Linked DNA regions of Homo sapiens: region 2 is linked to region 1. A link is an interaction called in ENCODE POLR2A ChIA-PET data of the cell type or tissue named here. Cell type or tissue: PC-3. All regions are shown on one strand. Region 1 holds the start of LOC124901680 (a long non-coding RNA gene). Region 2 overlaps MDH2 (malate dehydrogenase 2).

What was found. Peaks named below come from ENCODE experiments on the same cell type or tissue, not always from the same donor. Only the 100,000 strongest peaks of a DNase experiment are listed, where the experiment ranks them.
Region 2: POLR2A ChIA-PET joins it to region 1 with 8 read pairs; 15 of 35 experiments call an interaction of 5 or more read pairs at or near these places.

Annotation. Positions count from the first base shown.
Region 1 is chr7:75,908,994-75,912,993 of GRCh38, forward strand. LOC124901680 (a long non-coding RNA gene) reads left to right here and starts at 3,548. Exons shown (of 2, transcript XR_007060393.1): 1 at 3,548-3,746. In PC-3, no CTCF peak of the experiment used is centred here; no DNase peak of the experiment used is centred here.
Region 2 is chr7:76,052,250-76,056,249 of GRCh38, forward strand. It overlaps MDH2 (malate dehydrogenase 2), which reads left to right. Exons shown (of 9, transcript NM_005918.4): 2 at 2,581-2,749. Among named protein-coding and RNA genes, the nearest start is that of MDH2, 6.1 kb to the left of the region's middle. In PC-3, a CTCF peak has its summit at 1,839 (motif pointing right); a DNase peak (open chromatin) is centred at 1,982; H3K4me3 peaks cover 331 bases; H3K27ac peaks cover 569 bases.

The DNA of each region.
Region 1 (4,000 bases):
AATATTGGAAGGGTGTGGGCAGCAGAGGTGAGCTGTGGTTTAAATGGCCTAACTCACATCAGTGGGACTCCAGAGGTAACATCTAAAATATCAGGCAGAGGGCTGGACATGGTGGCTCATGCCTGTAATCCCAGTGCTATGGGAGGCTGAGGCAGGAGGATTGCTTGAGCCCAGGAGTTTGAGACCAGCCTGGGCATCATAGTGAGAACCTGTCTCTTTATTTATTTATTTATTTATTTATTTGAGATGGATTCTCTCTATATATCCCAGGCTGGAGTGCAGTGGCGTGATCTCGGCTCACTGCAACCTCCGCCTCCTGGGTTCAAGGGATTCTCCTGCCTCAGCCTCCCAAGTAGCTGGGATTACAGGCACCCACCACCACACCCAGCTAATTTTTATATTTTTAGTAGAGACCGAGTTTCACCATGTTGGCCAGGCTGGTCTTGAACTGCTGACCTCAAGTGATCCGCCCGCCTTGGCCTCCCAAAGTGTTGGGATTACAGGCGTCAGCCACCGCACCTGGCCTGTCTCTATATTTAAAAAAGAAAAGAAAAGAAAAGAAAAGAAGAACAAGGAGGAGGAGGAGAAAGAAGAAAGAGAAGAAGAGGAAGAGGAAGGAAGAAGAAGAGGAGGAAGAGGAAGAAGAGGAAGAGGGAGAGGAGGGAGAGGTGGGAGAGGAAAGAGAGGAAGGAGAGGAAGGAAAAGAGGAAGGAGAGGAGAAGAGGAAGGAGGAGAAGAAGGAGAAAAGAAAAGAAGAAGAAAGAAGAAGAAAAGAAGAAGGAAGAGGAGGAAGAGGAAGAGAAGAAGAAGGAGGAGGAAGAAGAAGAAGAGAGAAGAAGAAAGAAGAAGAAGAAAAGAAAGTCACAGGTCAAAATCAGCCAGAAAAACATGTATGTACCAGCATGGCTGTAATGACCAGAAGAAAATGCTAAAAAAGAGAAGAATTTATCCTTTCAGCCAGATGCATTGGCTCATGCCTATAATCCCAGCGCTTTGGGAGGTCGAGGCAGGTGGATCACTTGAGGTCAGGAGTTCGAGACCAGCCTGGCCAAAGTGGTGAAACCCCATCTCTACTAAAAATATAAAAAATTAGCTGGGCGTGGTGGAGCGCACCTGCAGTCCCAGCTACTCTGGAGGCTGAGGCAGGAGAATCGCTTGAACCCAGAAGGAGGAGGTTGCAGTGAGTCAAGATCACACCACTGCACTCAAGCCTAGGCGACAGAACAATACTCCACCTTAAAAAAAAAGAAAATCAAGTCTATAGTCACTATTCTTTAGATTTGGGGAGCAAGTAAAAGTTTGTTCTTTGGCCAGCAGCAAGATTATCTGGGTATTTAAAAAGTATTTATGAGCTGGGTGTAGAGGCTGACACCTGGAATCCCAGCGCTTTGAGAGGCCGAGGTGGGAGGATCACTTGAGCCCAGGAGTTCAAGACCAGCCACATAGCGAGACCCTCTCTCAACAACAAATAAAAAATAAATTAGCCAGGTGTGGTGGTGCTCACCTGTAGTTCCAGCTACTCGGAGGCTGAGGTGGGAGGATTGCCTGAGCCCAGGAGGCAGAGGTTGTAGTGAGCCATGATCATGCCACTGTACTCCATCCTGGGCGACAGAGCAAAACCCAGTCTCTAATTTAAAACAAAAAAAGGTATTTATGTATTTGACTTAGAATAAGTAATACATTCATAAGGTACAAAATTTGAATGATACAGAGTAGTATATAGTGAAATATATTCCTTTGCCCCTGGTCTCCCTCCTCCCAGTTCTCCAGAGACAACCAACCTTACCTCCCTCCCTTTTTTTTTTTTTTGTTTTTGTTTTTGTTTCAGGAGGTATTTCATGCACATACAGGCAAATATGTATACCTAGTATCTATGTTCTTCCCTCATTTCCCACCACAATTGTTTGAGAACATACAAACGGTAACATTCTATACCTACTGTTCTGTACCTTGCATATTTATCAATTTGTCTCAGAGATTTTTCTGTTTAAGCAATGAGCTTCCTTCCTTGTTTGTTTGTTTGTTTGAGACAAGAGTCTCACTCTGTCACCCCGGCTGGAGTGCAGTGGTGCACCCTTGGCTCACTGCAAACTCCGCCTCCCAGGTTCAAGCGATTCTCCTGCCTCAGCCTCCCGACTAGCTGGGATTACAGGCGCCCACCACGCCCAGCTAATGTTTTGTATTTTTAAGAGACGAGGTTTCACCATGTTGGCCAGGCTGGTCTCAAACTCCTGACCTCAAGTAATCTGCCTGCCTCGGCCTCTCAAAGTGTTGGGATTACAGGTGTGAGCCACCGTGCCCTGCCGGCCCCTTGTTTGTTTGTTTTTGTTTTTTTGAGACGGAGTCTCAGTCTGTTACCCAGGCTGGAGTGCAGTGGCGCAATCTCAGCTCACTGCAACCTCTGCCTCCCGGGTTCAAGCCATTCTCCTGTCTCAGCCACCCCTGGGACTACAGGCATGTGCCACCATGCTCAGCTAATTTTTGTATTTTTAGTAGAGACGGGGTTTCGTCATGTTGGCCAGGCTGATCTCGAACTCCTGGGCTCTAGCGATCCTCCCACCTCAGCCTCCCAAAGTGCTGGGATGACAGGCGTGAGCCACTGTACCCAGCCCAGATTATTTCTCAATGTTTTCATTTATGGCTTCTGGAGTTTATGTCATAATTTCATAATTTAGAAATGCCTCTTGGGGATTATTAACACCAATTCTCCCATGGACTTTTGGGGGCTTTTTTTTTCCTTCTCCCTTAAAAAATCATTTAAATATTTTATCTATCTGGAATTTATATTAGTGTAATATGTGAGATGTGGATGCAACCTACTTTTTTTCCCCCCAGCTGGCCAGCGAGAGTGTTTTTTCGGGGTGGGGGTGGGGAGGGAAGGAGAGGAAGGTAGGACAATGAGGAGGACAGTAACTGAAGAAGAGAAGCTTTCAGCTCGGTGTGGTGGCTCACGCCTGTAATCCCAGCACTTTGGGAGTCTGAGGAGGATGGATCACCTGAGGTCAGGAGTTCGAGACCAGCTTGGCCAACATGGCAAAACCCCGTCTCTACTAAAAATACAAAAATTAGCCAGGTGTGGTGGTGCACACCTGTGATCCCAGCTACTCAGGAGGCTGAGGCAGGAGAATCGCTTGAACCCAGGAGGTGGAGGTTGCAGTGAGCCTAGATCTCACCACTACACTTCAGCCTGGGTGTCAGAGTGAGACCCTGTCTCAAAAAAAAAAAAAAAAAAAAAAAAAAAAAAAAGAGGCTTCCTTGCCAGTGGGTGTAGCAGAAACGAGAAGTGACATAAACAGTCAGGAAGCCGGCTAGGTGCGGTGGCTCACACCTGTAATCCCAGCACTTTGGGAGGCCAAGGCAGATGGATCACCTGAGGTCAGGAGTTCGAGAGCAGCCTGGCCAATATGGTGAAACCCCATCTCTACTAGAAATACAAAAATTAGCCGGGTGTGGTGGCACAAGTCTGTAATCCCAGCTACTCAGGCAGCTGAGGCAGGAGAATCGCTTGAACTCAGGAGGCAGAGGTTGCAGTGAGCTGAGATGGTGCCCCTGCACTGCAGCCTGGGTGACACAGTGAGACTCCATCCCCCCCAAAAAAGTCAGGAAGCTGCTGAGATCATCCAGGTGAACGGTGAACCCACGTGGCCCCAACTGGAACAGGGACAGCAGAAAAGATGACAAGAGGAGGTTCTGGAGATAGAATCCATAGGACCCAGTTATTGGTTCAATGGGAAAAGGCCAAAGAGGTAAAATGCCTGTTTCCTGATGTTTCCTTAGTGATGCTATATTATTAGCAGACAGAGAAGACTCAGTGTTTTAGGAGTTCTGGTTTCAAAAAAAGCAGGGGGCATGGAGTCAAAGTCCAAATTTGAAGCCTCACTGGGACATCCTGGGGAGATGTCCAACAGGGTGTTGAAAAGATGGCACAGAGTATCAGATATCTGGGTGAATTTCTCCACAGCTCTCTCTCTGGGTGAGTGTGGAGTTCAGTCCCTTCTTT
Region 2 (4,000 bases), 140 kb after region 1:
GTTTGAGACCAGCCTGGGCAGTGTGGCAAAACCTCATTTCTACAAAATGAGTGGTGTGTACCTGTAGTCCCAGCTACAGCTAAGGTGGGGAGGATGGCTTGAACCGAAAATGCAGAGGTTGCAGTGAGCCAAGATCGCACCACTGCACTCCAGCCTGGGTGAGAGAGGGAGACCCTATCTCAAAAAAAAAAAAAAAAAAAAAGATACACTCATTGCAGCAGTTTCATCCTCCACCCTGGTGGGATTGTCTTGGCCACTCCCCTGTGGAACCACTGCCCTGGCTGAGTGATGGAGGCATGAAAGCTTTGGAAGATTTTTTTTTTTTTTTTTTTGAGATAGACTGTTGGTCTGTCACCCAGGCTGGAGTGCAGTGGTGTGATCTCCTCCTGGGTTCAAGCGATTCTCCTGTCTCAGCCTTCTGAGTAGCTAGGATTACCGGTGCGCGCCACCATGTCTGGCTAATTTTTTTTATTATTAGTAGAGATGGGGTTTTGCCATGTTGGCCAAGCTGGTCTCAAAGTCCTGACTTAAGGTGATCCACCTCGGCCTCTCAGAGTGCTGGGATTACAGGTGTGAGCCACCACGCCCAGCCCAGAAGATATTTTTTTAAAGAGATGGAATCTTGCTCTGTTTCCCAGGCTGGAATGCAATGGCGCCATCATGGCTCACGGCAGCCTCAACTCCTGGGCTCAAGTGATCCTCCCACCTCAGCCTTCTGAGTAGCTGGGACTACAGGTGCATACCACCATGCCAGCCTGAGCACGAGAGTGAAATGATTAAGACTTTGATTTTGGGAAAGCATGCTTTGGAGGTGTTGCTGAGTACCTAAGTTAGATAACGGAATAGAATGAAGAGGAGGAGCGGGTTGGGAGGGTGGTTGAGCTGCCAAGTTCTTCATGTCCTGACTTGATGTCTCTGATAAGAAGGAGGTGGCAGAAGATGGTTCTAGAAGTTTACATTTAGTGAACACAAGTGCCATTTGGGACCAGGGATGGAGGGAGGGGGGCAGGATAAATGGACAGTTGAGTTTGTGGAACCCATGGAACGCCTAACAGAACTGGGAATGCAGAGCTGGGATTTGGGAGTCCCTGAGACTCACACAAGATGTGGGAGTGAGAGCTGAAGATCCAGAAGTGGGTGAGGCTGAGCCTGCCCGACCTCAGGTTCTGAGCGGGTCTGACAGGTTCAAGTTTCCAGGCAGCCAGGGGTTCACCTTTAAAGCACCAACTTGAAACTCAAAAACCTGTTTGAATTCAAATGTTGGTTGTATATGCTTCCACAGTTTAATTTCCTGAGCAGAAACCCACTGGGTAAGCGTCTTGATTCGGATTTTGGTTTGTTGGGTTTTGGTTTCTGATAACCAAAGCCTGTTATTAGCTGGCCTCAGCTACTGTAGAAGACTGTGCAGTGATGCTGTCAGGCCCCAGATGACCACACACGGTGCCGAGAGTTCCCGTGTCTGCCACTTTGTTTGCCTCTTCCCTCACTGGTAGCTGCCTGCCTGCCTGCCTGCCAGGGATCGGCTGTGCTTCTCATTTGTGAGTTTAGATCAGAAACAAGCTCCCTGGGTATGGCTGTAATTTTGGTCAGACCTTGAGTGAGACCTAGAGGGGAAGAGTGCCTTCGAATAACGGGAGTGATTGCTGGATGCGGGGCCGGGTCACTTTCACCCCATCACTTTCCTAACTGTTCCAAGCTGAAATGCCCAGGGCCAGCTGCTACTTTGCTGCCTGTTCTTCTGATTAGCCTGGTATGAAACAGTGATTCTCAAACTGTTTGGTATCAAAATCATCTGGGGAAAATGGCAAAAATGCCAAGGCCTAAGCCCCATCCCGCTTCCAGGAGCCTAGTCCTGAGTGGGCTTCATTAGCTCAGCAGGTGGCTCTGATGCACACCTAGGCTGGAGAACCAGTGTGAGATACTGGAGCCCGAGATGACAGATCTGACTCACCAGGAGGGTTGGAGTCTTTCGCAACGTACGTAACCCCTTCCACCTCTTGTTAGGCAGCTCCTTGTCCTGCCTGAGGCTCCAGCCACAAGTTTGCTGCCTGGATGAATCTTCTCTGATTCCCCACCCCTGCAGGGAGTTGATTGCCGCAACCCCATCTGCCCTCTTGCACAAGGGGCTTCTGTGACAGTGTTCTCCCTGCTCCTAATGCATCTCATTACCTGTCTCCTACAGAGCCAGCAGGGATCTTCCTGCAACCTCAGTTACCGGGAGGGCCTGTTGCTAGGCACTCAGTGTGTGTTTATAGTTTATAAAGCTGCAGGTTGAAGGGAAGGCTGCTGTTACCAGTCCAGCTGCCTGATGGAGTCCAGCTTGTTCTTCATCTTTCAGGAGGGTTTTGAAGTACCCTGAGTATCACAGACTCTACAGACATAAATTCTCCCCATTTGAAAGTGGACCTTTGGAATGAAGGTCCTGAATTCTTCCAGAATGAGACTGTTACAAATACAATGATTGTATCTTGCTTTGGCAACTGCAGTAAAAAGAGGCCCAGTGCAACATTATAGGATACCATGTGAATCCTTTTCATGCTCATTTCCTCCTAAGAGTCCTTTCTCTGTGCCTCTTTTTAGAACAATGCTAAAGTAGCTGTGCTAGGGGCCTCTGGAGGCATCGGGCAGCCACTTTCACTTCTCCTGAAGAACAGCCCCTTGGTGAGCCGCCTGACCCTCTATGATATCGCGCACACACCCGGAGTGGCCGCAGATCTGAGCCACATCGAGACCAAAGCCGCTGTGAAAGGTACTGGGCGCGCTGACCCTGGAGACTTGCTTCCTGTCCCCAGTAGGCCAGGATTCGAGTTTTGAGTAAGATTCTTAGATGAAACTAAATGTTTAGAGACGGGGGTTTCTCTGTTTTAAATTTAAATTTTACAAGTGATTACACCCTTTTAGACTTGGCGTCTATAAAAATTGAAACAGCGGTGTCTTTTAGAAATGTGAGGTAGCCTAATCATCCCATTTTCTACTTTTTCTAATTTGAAAAGTAGTATGAGGATGGGGAAGAGGGAAGTGTCAGCAACCTCTGGTGAGGATTTGGGGACAGTAAGGTGGTGGTCTCAGCTGCGGGCCACCTTCCCTCCACCCCAGGGTTATCTTGCCAGCTTCTCAAAAAGCACGGCCTCTTTGGGAAACCTCCCCGTCTGTGGAAGGCAGTGTCGGATATTCAGTAAATGTTGTCTGGAAAATGATTCACTGGACTTAGTGCAGTGGCTTATACCTGTAATCCCAGCACTTTGGGAGGCCAAGTCAGGAGGATTGCTTGAGTCCAGGAGTTCAAGACCAGCCCAGGCAACATGGCGAGACCCCTATCTCAACAAAAAGTCCAAAAATTAGCTGGGCGTGATAGTGCACACCTGTGGTCCCAGCTACTTGGGAGGCTGAGGTGGGAGGATTACTTGAGCTCAGGAGGTTGAGGCTACAGTGAGCCCTGATTACACCACTGCACTTCAGCCTAGGTGAGATAGTGAGACACTGTTTCCAAAAAAAAAAAAAAAAATTTCATAAATATGCATATTTATATATGCTGCTTATTTAACCTTCACAATGTATCAACATTTTTGCATGTCACCAAATTTTTTTTTTTTTTTTGAGACCATGTCTTCCTCTGTGTCCCAGATGGAATACAGTGGCACAATCTTGGCTTACTGCAACCTCCCCATCTTGGGTTCAAGTGATTCTCCTGCCTCAACCTCCCGAGTAGCTGGGACCACAGGTGTGCAACACCATGCCCAGCTAATTTTTGTGTTTTTAGTAGAGATGGGGTTTCACCATGTTGGCCAGGCTGGTCTAGAACTCCTGACCTCAAATGATCCACCTACCTCGGCCTCCCAAAGTGCTGGGATTACAGGCATGAGCAACTGCGCCCAGCCCGAATTCTTGATAAAATTATTCTTAAAGCTGTAATTTATCATTTATGATAGCTCTGCTGTTGACCATTGGCTGTTTCCTGTTTGCTTCTGTAAATATAAATATATTAATGTAAGTTGCAGTA